2 separate regions of the Homo sapiens genome follow, and region 2 is linked to region 1. Evidence: chromatin contacts called from ENCODE Hi-C data. All regions are on one chromosome and are shown on one strand. Each heading gives the region's core, a stretch centred on a gene start or an enhancer-like site at or near the end of the contact. The rest is flanking DNA. Distances are from core to core; before and after follow the strand shown.

Region 1 (6,218 bases), core at 1,787-4,286:
TCATGCCTGTAATCCCAGTACTTTAGGAGGCCAAGGTGGGTGGATCTCTTGAGGTCAGGAGTTTGAGACCAGCCTGGCCAACATTGTGAAACTCCATCTCTACTAAAAATACAAAATAGCCGGGCATGGTGGTGTGCACCTGTAATTCCAGCTACTTGGGAGGCTGAGGCAGGAGAATCACTTGAACCCAGGAGGCAGAGGTTGTAGTGAGCTAAGATCACGCCACTGCATTCCAGTCTGGGTGACAGAGTGAGACTGTCTCAAGAAAAAAAAAAAAAGAGAGAGAGAGAGCTTGAATAGCCAAGGCAATACTAAGCAAAAAGAACAAAGCTGGAAGCATCATGCTATTAATAACTGACTTCAAACTAAACTATAGGGCTACAGTAATCAAAACAGCATGGTGCTGGTACAAGAAACAGACACATAAACCAATGAAACAGAATAGAAAACCCAGAAGTAAGGCTGCTCACCTACAAATATCTGATCTTTGACAAAGCTAACAAAAACAAGCACTGGGGAAAGGATTCCCTATTGAATAAGTGGTGCTGGATAACTGGCCAGCTATATGCAGATGATTGAAACTGGACCCCTTCCTTATACCATGTACAAAAATTAACTCAAGATGGATTAAAGAATTAAATGTAAAACCAAAAACTATAAAAACCCTGGAAGACAATGTAAGCAATACCTTTCTGAACGTAGGAATGAGCAAAGATCTCATGGTGAAAACACCAAAAACAATTGCAACAAAAGCAAAATTGACAAATGGGATCTAATTAAACTAAAGAGCTTCTGCACAGCAAAGGAAACTATCAACAGTGCACAGACAACCTACTGAGTGGGAGAAAATTTTTGCAAACTATGTATCCGACAAAGGCCTAATATTCAGCATCTATGAGGAACTTAAGCAAATTCACAAGAAAAAGACAACCCCATGAAAAAGTGGGCAAAGGACATGACCAGACATATTCCAAAAGAAGACATACATGTGGCCAACGATCATATGAAAAAAGCTCATCACCACTGATCATTAGAGAAATGCAAATCAAAACCACAATGAGATACCATCTTACACCAGTCAGAATGGCAATTAAAAAGTCAAAAAATAACAGATGCTGGTGAGGGTGCAGAGAAAAGGAACACTTATACACTGTTGGGAGTGTAAATTAGTTCAATGATTGTGGAAAATAGTGTGGCAAGTCCTCAAATATCTGAAGACAGAAATACTATTCAACTCAGCAATCCCATTAGTGGGTATACACCCAAAGGAATATAAATCATTCTATTATGAAGACACAGGCATATGTTCATTGCAACACTATTCACAATACCAAAGACATGGAATCAACCTAAATGCCCATCAATGATAGACTGCATAAAGAAAATGTGGTATATGTATACCAAGGAATACTATGCAGCCATAAAAAAGAATGAGCTCAACTAGCTGGGCATGGTGGTATGTGCCTGTAGTTTCAGCTATTTGGGAGGCTGAGGTGGGAGGATGACTTGAATCCAGGAGACAGAGGTTGCAGTGAGCTGAGATTGCACCACTATACTCCATCCTGGGTGACAGAGCCAGACCCTGTCTTAAAATAAAAAAGAATGAGATTGTGTCATGTCCTTTGCAGGAACATGGATGGAGCTGGAGGCCATTATCCTTAACAAACTAATGCAGGAACAGAAAACCAAATATGGCATGTTCCCACTTATAAGTGGGAGCTAAGTGATAAGAACACATGGACACACAGAGGGGAACAACACACACTGTGGCCTATTGGGGGGTGGAAGGTGGGAGGAGGGAGAGGATCAGGAAAAATAACTAATGGGTACTATGCTTAATACCTGGGTGACAAAATAATCTGTACAAAAACCCCCCATGACACAAGTTTACCTATGTAAAGAACCTGCACAAGTACCCCTGAACTTAAAATAAAAGTTAAATAAATTAAAAAAACAAAAAATACAGGGTAAATGCCATAGTGTCTGGTACATAATAGGCATACAGTAAATGATGAGTAATATTACATGTATAAAATAAAACGTTAATTATCTAGCAGGCCATTGAGAGATGGTGTCTAGTTAATTAGGCTGAATGGCTACTCAGTTACAGGTTTAATATTAGAGTCACCATATCCACTTGCCTGTGTTATATAAGAAAGAAATACTCCAAGATAAAGGAAGAGTTGTAAGATATTGTCAATGGCATTTATCGACCCTAATTAACTTAATCACGTCCATTCAGCTTGTTCAAGTTTATATTTGTTCAAATGCTTTCAATCAATCTGTCTTCATCTGTTACCGGCCAAACTGAAAGCCCTGAGACAAGTAATCTCTTTAAGCCCTGCTGAAATATAGCTATTTTGCCAAACATACAATACCCTAAGCTTGGATCTTGAAAAAGGTGATAAATACTTCTCCAGCAACTGCTGGTTTTGGGGCCTCTGTTTAGACATCTTGCATAATATTTTTTTCATGATTCTTTTGGTTGGTTGATTTTGCAATTATTGAAGTCGTAATCAATAACAAGTATATACAGCACCTGGATCTGATTACAGGCACTGTTGTATCCATTAACCCAGCTCTGAGCCCTTGCAGTTACTTTCACCAAATGAAAGGCTGCTGGGCACCCCTGTGTTTTACAATGTCATGTTATTATTTCCCACTCAAGGCAGGCAAGGGGTGGACAAACAGCTTGTCTTGGCACAGCTGGTGCCTCTAGTTAGCAGAAAATGCTTCAGACTGTGAAGGAGCTGTACGGAAGGGCCAAGTGGTCATGCACTTTGGCTTGGCACATAAAGGGATCTTATTAGAGGAAAGGTGTGATTTTTTTTTTTTACAGGTGAATTTATGTTTCTCCCTTGGAGGCAACTTTCTCTAATCACATCACAAATTAGGCTGAAAAACAAGTGATAGATCAGAGAAAACCACTGCAGGATACCTAACCTATGCTTGACCTTAAGTTATTCAAGTAGTGGCAGACATTGATCAACAGGAAGGAAGGTGTTTCACCGAGAAATGTCTAGCTTGAGAGATGAGGGTTCATGCAGCATTCTCCTTTAGCCTCATGAGTGGCAGTGCAGAGTACTGGAAAAATTAGAGCTCTGGTTCTGCCACTTATTAGTGACATGGTCTTAGCCTTGAGAAAGTTACTCGACCTCTGTAAACTCAGTTTACAAAGTTTACAAAAATATTTTCCTCAATCCTCATAGGTTACTTATAAGGAATAAATGAGCAAGTATGTAAAATATCTAAGAGATGGCTCAGAGGGAGAGGCTCCACATATTAGAGTCTTTTGCTTCCCTCTGTATAATGCACATATTCCTTTTTTTCAAAAAATTGATCTTTAAACATCTTTAATATGAACTAAAACATGAATACGGAAAAAGTGTATTATGTAATGGAACTATTATAAACACCCTTGTATTTGTGTCAGGAAATAGAACTTTGCCAGCCACCCCAGAATCTCTTCTTTCCACCTCAAAGTAACCGCTATTTTCACTTTCGTAGTCATCAAGGAAGTGATGCACCCAAATGTGTATCTCAAGGCACTTAAGTTTAATCTTGCCCATTCAAAAAAAAAAAACAACTAATATACATTTTAAATAATTTTAGTATATATCTCTTTCTCTCCCTTACAGTAATCTGTGGAAGAATGTGAACTGTTTGACCTGCAGTTTCTCACAGTCTGGATTTTGCTGATTTTATATTTATGGTGGAGGTCTGCATGTTCTGTCAGTTGTATATTTTTCATATTGACAGCTGGATGCAGAGGGAGTATACTCATGTTTAATCCCTTTGGGAAGATTATAGGAAGTGGTATCTTCTTCCATCAGAAAGCAGATATCTTCTTGTCTCTCTTTGGAATGTTAGCAACCATCGACGCTCATTGAGTGCATCCATTATTTGTTGGGGGTTACAAAATGGTAATATTCCATTTCTACCATTTAATAAATGCATTAATTAAAATATTTTTATAAAGAGAGCTTCCCTTCACCTATTTGGTTATCCAATGGTACAATTCATGAGAGAAAAGCAAGATAAATTTTTAATTTTTTTCCCTTTTTACCAGTTATCAACATAATAAATTGGTTCTCTATCATTATCTGAAGGTGATTAGTGTTTTTTTAATTGTTCAAAACCGTGAAAAATATTAAATGTCAGGTTTTTGTTTTGCCTTGTTTTTTTTAAGAGATGAGGTCTTATTTTGTCACCCAGGCAGAAGTGCAGTGGCATGATCATAGCTCACTGCCATATCGAACTCTTGGGCTCAAGGGATCCTCCTGCCTCAGCCTCTCAAGTAGCTGAGATTAAAGACTTGTGCAATTGTGCCTGGCTAACATTTTCATTTTCATTTTTTGTAGAGATGGGGTCTTGCCATCTTGTCCAGGCCAGTCTTGAACTCCTGGGCTCAGTTTTTTTTTTTCTTTTTTTTTGGAGACAGGGTCTTGCTATGTGCCCAAGCCTCCAAACTCCTGAGCTCAAGTGATCCTCTTGCCTCAGCCTCCCAGGTAGCTGGGATTATGGGTGCATTCCACCACATTTGGCTTTGAAGGTGACTAGTTTTTAAAATATTATAAACTTATGAAATATACTTATGTATTTATAAAAATACTATATACACTATCTCTAATTTTTAAATCATTTTTTATATTCTTCCAGTAATATTCTATGCATACTAAATTATTTGTGTATCTTGACAGATATTTGTTTTACTATTTTGCTATTGCAAACAATGCTTTATGGAATATTTTTCTTTTATACTTTCTCATATATGAGTGTATTTGTGAGATAAATTCCTGGAAGTGGGATTGCTGCTTTTAAAAGAGCACATCAATTTAAAATTTTCATAAATAATGCCAATTTATTTTCCACATAATTAATACCAATTACATTCTCATTGTCTTAATCCATTTTGGGCTGCCGTAACAAAAAAAATCTGAGACTAGGTAATTTATATCTATGATAAATAAAATAAAATACATTTCTCATACTTCTGGAGGCTGGTAAGTCCAAGATCAAGGTGCTCACATCTGGTTTCTGGTGAGGGCCTTTTTGCTGCATCCTCACATGATGAAAGGACAAGTTGGAAAGCTAGCTAAATGCTACGTGAAGCCTCTTTTATATGTGCCTTAATTCTATTGATGAGGGAGGAACCCCATGGCCTAATCACCTCCTACAGATCCCACCTCTTAATACTATCACATTGGCAACACCTGAATTTTGGAGGAAACACATTCAAATCATAGCACCAATTGACACTGTATCAGTAGTAAGGCATTCTTTCAAAAAAATACTTTCAATTGGGTGGGGATGTAGGGCATAAGAGGTCAGAAAAGAAAGCTTGAATTCTTTTTGGCTGAAGGAGAATTTTTTATTATCTTTCTGTACAGAAAACTCAACAGTGTGCATTTAACTAAGCTTAGTGGCATGTTTTTTAGCCTTTGTCTTTTCTGGCTTGGCATTGTAAGCCACAGATTTTGGACCCAGGATGTTGCCTCCCCATTGATGGTGGATCTCATTATATCTGTCATTGTAATTGATCCTGAAGCTCCCAAAGTTTAGCTAAAGCTCCTTGTTTTTTCCATTTAACCTGTGTGAAGGTGACAATGATGCAGGTCCTCCTGTGGACTAAACTTCCCGGCCTTGCCTTCTCTTTGATAACACAGTAAGGGACCCCCATTTTACAACACAGGGCTGGCAGGAAGACAACCAGCTTGATGGGATCCATATCTTGTGCAGTCAGCACCAGCTGAGACTTCTTGTTCACCATTGAGTTGGTGACAGTATTAACCCCTGCTTGAAGGACAGGTGAACTCTTAGTGGGGATGTCTCCATTGCTGGCAGCATTCCTGTCAGCATGGGCCAACAATTCCTGCTTCTTCTCTTGCTTTGTCACTGGTCTGTACTCGTGGGCCAGCTTAAGAAGCTGAGCAGCTGTTAGGAGGTCCAAGGCCTGGGTAAACTGGTTAATCACAAGAGGCACTTCCAGTGACCTACAGAGGATAGTTCTTTGCTGCTGCAACCTAATATAATGAGGCCATTTGACAAAGTGAGTGAGATCCCTTTGGGGTGGATGTCCTGTCCAGTGCTAAAATTCTTAGGCCTTTTCTCAAACAGGGGAGATTCACCACTTTCTTGGCTTCTTGCTTCTTCATGACAGCAGGGGCCCCAGCCATCTTCTTCCCCTTGGTCTTATTTTGTTTTAGCATCTTGGGTGG
Region 2 (6,218 bases), core at 2,299-4,798, 3.2 Mb before region 1:
TCTGTCGCCCAGGCTACAGTGCAGTGGCATGGTCTCGGCTTACTACAACCTCCACCTCCTGGGTTCAAGCAATTCTCCCCCCTTATCCTCCCGAGTAGCTGGGATTACAGGCACCTGCCACCACGCCCAGCTAATTTTTGTCTTTTTTGGTAGAGATGGGGTTTCACCATGTTGGCCAGGCTGGTCTCAAACTCCTGACCTCAAGTGATCCCCCACCTCGAACTCCCAAAGTGTTGGGATTACAGGCATGAGCTACCGTGCCTGGCCTTGAACCAGTTCTGATGTAATGCCTCTTGCAGGAAAATCCCAGGAGTTTTTGGGATGCTTGTTTCTGGTTCCACTACAAAACATCACAGTCTTAGGTAGACTTAATACAAGTGGACATAATTATGCAGCCCTGTTCCACATCATTAGTGAGAGTAAATGCCTCTGCCAGGATTCTGCCAACACTGTTTCTAGCCAGACATCCATTAGTAAACATTGCAGTCTTAAAATACTGGTTGGCTTCTGTGCCTGGGCTGTCTGCATAATGGAAACTAGGTCTAGATTTTTTAAAGTATCAACACGGATAAGCAAAGAAATGCTGTTCTCTAAGGGATGTAGTTAGAAATTTGGGGAACCCAGAATTTTGGTAAAGGCTTTTAAAATTTCTTCTTTTTAAATTTAAAATGTCCTTAATGAAAACATGAAAGTATTTCTTGTCTTATGATGATGCCAAGCAAGGGGCTAACTGGCTCCCTAGCTCTAACTCCGTCTGGCTCAGTATTACCATTTTACTTTCTACATAGAGACCAGAATACATTAAAACACTGTTTCTCTTCAACCTTAGTATTTGATCTATCCAAGTGGGTATTTCTAACAAATTGAAAGTATTTAATTGAAATGCATGTTATAAATAATTGCAATAATTTACACATTCTTAAAAATAACAATCCTTTTAGTTAGTAGATGCTCAACAATTTCAAAAACACCCTGTGTTCTCTCTTTTGATCCTTGACAACCCTGTGAGGTGGAAAGTGTACATGATACGGGTGAGAAAACTGAAGCTTAGAGAGATCAAGAATTTGGCTAAGGTCACAAACAAATTAGACTGTTTTCAAGATCTGCCTAAGAGTTTGTGATAATATCTTCTTAGTATTCCTTGTCGAAGGAGGAGAAACTGCCAGTTAGGTGGGAGAGTTCCAAACTCTGTACCCTGCACACAAGTCCTGTGATCTCATCTGGCTATGAGCTCCCCAGGCTTGCTACAACACCCTGAGTGACATCTGCCTCTGTCACTTGTCTAGAAGGAAAGGTGTTTAACCTAAAATGATTTACTTTCCACATGTAAGTAGTAGAAATCAAAAAGTCTTATCAGAAAGCCAACGTGATAAGAACTTTCTGAGACTTTTTCACAAACCAGTAGTACTGACATGGTTACAAACCTCATTGCCTTTTTGAGTAAAGAATGACAAATAAATGAGAATGGTAAATTGCAGATATCATCTTAGAAGCAGTGACATTCTTGGTAGGTATTGATAAAGAATAAGACATTGAACTTGCTGAGTCTCCTTCCCAGGAAGAACTCTATGAACTTCCATATGGTCTTTTCTTTTACATTCATCACAACAGCCCCACTGAGAGTCTAGACAGAAATTATGATCCCCATTTTACCTATAGAAAAGCTGAGGGTCCAGAGATCAATCGACTATTCCAAGGTCACATGGTGTCATCAGAAGAGACTCACACCAGAGCTAATTTCTCTTCAATGATTTGATTATTACATGTAAGTGACTTGCTTGAGGTAATCAAAGGAAAATATTTGGAGAATGAGGACATTTATGACATGCTTATCAAATATGCAGGTGACTGAGGACTGAGTGCTATGCTAGTCTTAGCTCTGATTTGGATAAGTTACTTAACCCTTCTGGGCCTCAATATCCTTCTTGGGGAAATGAGACAGTTAGTTGAACTAGATTAGGTTTTTCCAACTTTCTTTTTCTTTTTAATTTCATCAAATTAAAATCTGATGAATTTAATTGATAAAAGCTGATCCCGCCTCCTGCTTGGCTCCCTCCACCGCCTACTAGACCCCTGGACACAATCTAAAACCACAGTATTAGGTCATCTGAAAGCTTCTTCCTGTTCCTAAATTCACTGTTTTTATGATTGAAAGCAACTAGCCTCCTAATCTGGTACCTGTTCATGTTCCCTGCAGCATCTTGTGGTATAAAAGAGCCCCCAGACATGATGTCAGAGGAGCTGGGAGTGAATCCTCACAACCAATTATCTATGCAACCTTAATCAAGTTGCTTCACCTCTCTAAGTCTCTGTTTCCTCATCTATAAAATGAAGATAGTAACCCTTCCCAGGTAAGAGTGCTTTGTAAACTGTAAGAGACTAAGTAAATGGACGGTGTCATTAGTATTATCTCCTGTGTACAATATCCTTCTCCATGGAGAGGCGGCTTTATCCTTAGAATGACTCAGAGTACCAGTATGGGTTGAGCTGCTCTTTGGCAAGCTTGCCTTGGTATCTATTGTATTTGGGCTTCATCTTCCCGTGAGCTGAAAGCCAAGTCAGTAGAGAGGATGTGAGCTACCAACACAGCAAATAATTAAACCAAGGAGATGCCATCATTAAGTCCAAAGGGAAAAATTATCCCCATATGGTGACCTTGATAATAATTGCCCAGCTCTATTTCCCCCTCCACACGAAGCCATATTCCAATAATAATTACTGTCATTTGAGTGCTTACTTCATGCTAAGTAGATACTGTTGTTTACATGAGTTGTCTCATTTAATCTTCATAAGAACCTTTTCAATGGCATTACTCCTAATCTGCAGTGAGAAATAATCTGAAAAATAGTGTATTTTTCCTATTTTGTAGCTTAGAAAGGCTAACTAATTTGCTCAGATAATCAGTAAGTGACAGAGCCTGGACTCTGAATTTAAACCTCTGAACTGATCACCTCTGCCTCTCCCAATTGGAAGAAATGATTTTCCACACTCACTACGAGGGCCAACAGCCTCATTCCTGTTTATCTTTGCCATGCTTTAGTCAGCCCCATCTCTCCATGTTAATTATTATTTTCATTTCTTTCTCTATTCAAAAAGACTCCACTCATCTTCATAAAACTCAGAGGTGGAAAGCACCTATTAGTCATTGATGTCCCTGCTAACCACAACCCCCCTACTTGTTCTCTGTAACATGGTTTCTGCTCAGGGAGCCTCAGGGAACGGAGCCCAATCTCTTCCTTTGCGGAGTTAGTCCCGTAACTAATTCATCTCTGTCAGGAAGATTTTCCTCTTAGGTTTATCCTCTTCTTTAGTTTTGTATTTTATCCAATTCTTTCTCTCTGTGGGCTGCACACTTCAGCTCTTCAGATCACATTGCCTAAGCCTGCCCAGGCTCTCAGCAGTGATTTTGCTGAGCTGCCTCTTTCCCTTTTTCCATGGTCAGAGTAGCTTTCTTATTAGCACCTGGAGGATGGTGTCTCCAGTGGACAGAGGTAGAGGTGAGCCGTGGGAGGATGTTGGGAAAGAAAGTGAGGAGGAAGAGGTGTGAGCAGGAGGTTTGAAACCTGCTTAGTCAGAAACTCTTGGATCCAATTTGGCTTGGACCTTTCTCTTAAGTTGCCCCTCTACTGGCAGCAGAGGCATTTGCTATCCAGCTAGGCATGATTCCATTAGGATGCTGTCCCAGGCCCTAAAATTGGTGTCAGGAATCACAGAAATAAATGGAGTGCACCAGTACAAAGGAAGACATTGTGGTACAGTGGAAAGCATGTCAGCTTTAGGATTTGAAAAATCTAGTTTAAATCATTGCTCCACTTTTTACATAACTGTATGGTTTGGCAGTCATTTAACCTCCTGAACTTCAGCTTACTCATTTGTAAAATGGAGAGATAATACCTAGCTTAGGAGTTTCCGTAAGGATTATGGAGAATGGCCTCACACATAGTAGGCACTCAATCAATGACAGCTATTATTTTTCAAAGCCCTAATTCTAAACCACTTCCTCATAACCATGTTTCTTATTTGGAGTCTCCGGGCAACTGGCCTTACCTCTTATTCTTCCATTTTCATTGTGCTACAAACCAGCCTATAGCATTCTCATGTTCTAGCTTCACCTGCAGCATCAACAGTTCCAGACAGTTCCCCACAGTTCCTCACTGCCTTGAAAGCAGAACTCAGGTATGAGCTTTTAAATCCAAATTAACATTAATTTTGTTTTTCAATTTTTACTTTGATGTGAACTTTACCACTGCCATGTTGACAGGGACATAGATACTAATCTATAGGATAAAGCCCATTTATTAATAGGCTGTAAATGAGTGTTGGCAATTTCTCACTTGTATCAAAGACCCATTCCATATGCATGGGTATCAGCAGTAGTATCTTAATATGCAAACAAAATCCAACTTGAACAAATTTTGTTACAATACTCTTTTCAAGTGAATGCATATAAGCATCAGCCAAAAGAACACTGCCTGTCTCTTGGATAACTGAAATCTACTCATTTAACAAATATTTATTGAGAGTCTACAATGTACAAAAGACTTTGAAGGTGCTGGGATACATGATAGGACATGAGGTTAGCAGTCTTGGGGTCACTAAAGCAAATCCCCTCTTTAATGTAGCTTACATTGTAGTGAGAAACACAGGATACACAAGTAGACACATAAAGAAAATAATTTGAGATAATTTCTTCAATGGAGAAAACTAAGCAAAGTGATATAATAGTGACTAGAGAGGCTATTTTATTTATATATTTGTTTTTACTTTAACTTAAAATATCAAAATAATAGATGCACACTGGCCAGGTGCAGTGGCTTATGCCTGTAATCGCAGCACTTTGGGAGTCCAAGGTGGGCAGATCACTTGTGGCCAGGAGTTTGAGATCAGCCTGGGTAACAAGGCAAAACCCCATTTCTACTAAAAACAAAACACAAAAATTAGCCAGGTGAGGTGGCACACGCCTGCAGTCCCAGCTACTTGGGAGGCTGAGGCATGTGAGTTGCTTGAGCTGGGAGGCAAAGGTTGTAGTAAGCCGAGATCATGCCACTGCACTCCGGCCTGGGTGACAAAGTGATATTGTCTAAAAAAAAAAAAAAAAAAGAAAGAAAAAATGGATGCACATAATTCTATTTTTTAAATCTTTACTAATCAAAAGAAAGCTGGAATAGATGCACATAATTTTTAAAAATTTATGTAATTCTAAAACGTTTAATAGGGAGAGGAGGGATAGAAAGGCTCCTCTGAGGAGATGATAACTAAGCTGAAACTTGGATTATGAGGACACAGCTATGAGAAGGCCTGGGGAAAACCACATCAGGTAGAAGGAACAGCAATCCAAAGGCTCTGAGTGCAAATGAGCATGGTGTGCAGGTTAATGAGATAGGAGAAAAAAGTACAATGTAGTTGAAATGAACTGAATAAAAGGGTGAAAGGTAAGAGGTGAGACCGTAGAGGTGGAGAAAGGCCAGATCATATGGGGTTTCACAGGGTATGGCACAACTGTTGGTTATGTTCTAATTACAGTGGGAGACTATGGATGGGGCTGGAGTAAGCAAAGGAGAGATATGGACTTATTTCTGTTTTTAACAGATGATTCTATCTGCTGGATAGAGGATGGAGTATGGAAGGGCAATAGTGAAAACAGGAATCCTTTGCAAAAGTCCAGGTAAATGATGATGGTGGCTTGGATGAGGATGATATCAGTGGTGATGGTAAAATTCAGGATTTATTTAGGAGGAATTAACCTCTAGGATTTGTTGATGAATTGGATTTTGGGAGCAAGGTAAACAGGAAACCAGAATGAGTCCTAAGTTTTGACTTGAACTCCTTGGGGTATGGTGGTGCTATTTACTGACATATGAAAGACTGAGTGTAGAACATGTTTTGGGGATTGGGTTTTGATTTGAAAATGTTAAGTGTGATAGACCTATGAGACAATCATAAGGGGATCTCTAAAAGCCAGCTTGCTTGGCTATTACAGGATACTCCCATTCCCAGTTCTCACACTGCATGTCCAGCTGGTTGGCCAGGTTAGGGATCTGCCAGAAAAAGAAGCAACATGCATGCTAGTCTAGATGCCTTTGTGATTAATTTGCAATTTTTTCCTGAGAGTTGATTTTTGGGCTCAGAGGAGCATGGTGGGCACTCCTCGGAGAGCTGTAGTATATTCTAAGATGTGTCTAGATACCTGCGGTTGATAAAGGAAGTAGTTTCCCAGA

The links. Hi-C counts contacts between places; a loop is a spot of excess contacts on that map. Pooled maps may share reads with other maps.
Region 2: a pooled map shows a loop between it and region 1 (2.7-fold over the local background). The contact joins two enhancer-like sites. A Hi-C loop is called at or near these places in 2 of 37 single-sample maps with no recorded cell type and 1 of 50 pooled maps.

Annotation. Positions count from the first base shown.
Region 1 is chr11:82,957,414-82,963,631 of GRCh38, reverse strand. It overlaps the pseudogene RPL7AP54. Among named protein-coding and RNA genes, the nearest start is that of DDIAS, 59 kb to the right of the region's middle. RefSeq lists an enhancer at 2,754-2,913. Within about 2 kb of position 3,036, at least 6 of the 41 ENCODE cell types and tissues checked have a DNase peak (open chromatin) inside an H3K27ac peak, as active enhancers do.
Region 2 is chr11:86,113,466-86,119,683 of GRCh38, reverse strand. No RefSeq gene overlaps it. Among named protein-coding and RNA genes, the nearest start is that of PICALM, 47 kb to the right of the region's middle. RefSeq lists an enhancer at 2,925-3,394. Within about 2 kb of position 3,548, at least 5 of the 41 ENCODE cell types and tissues checked have a DNase peak (open chromatin) inside an H3K27ac peak, as active enhancers do.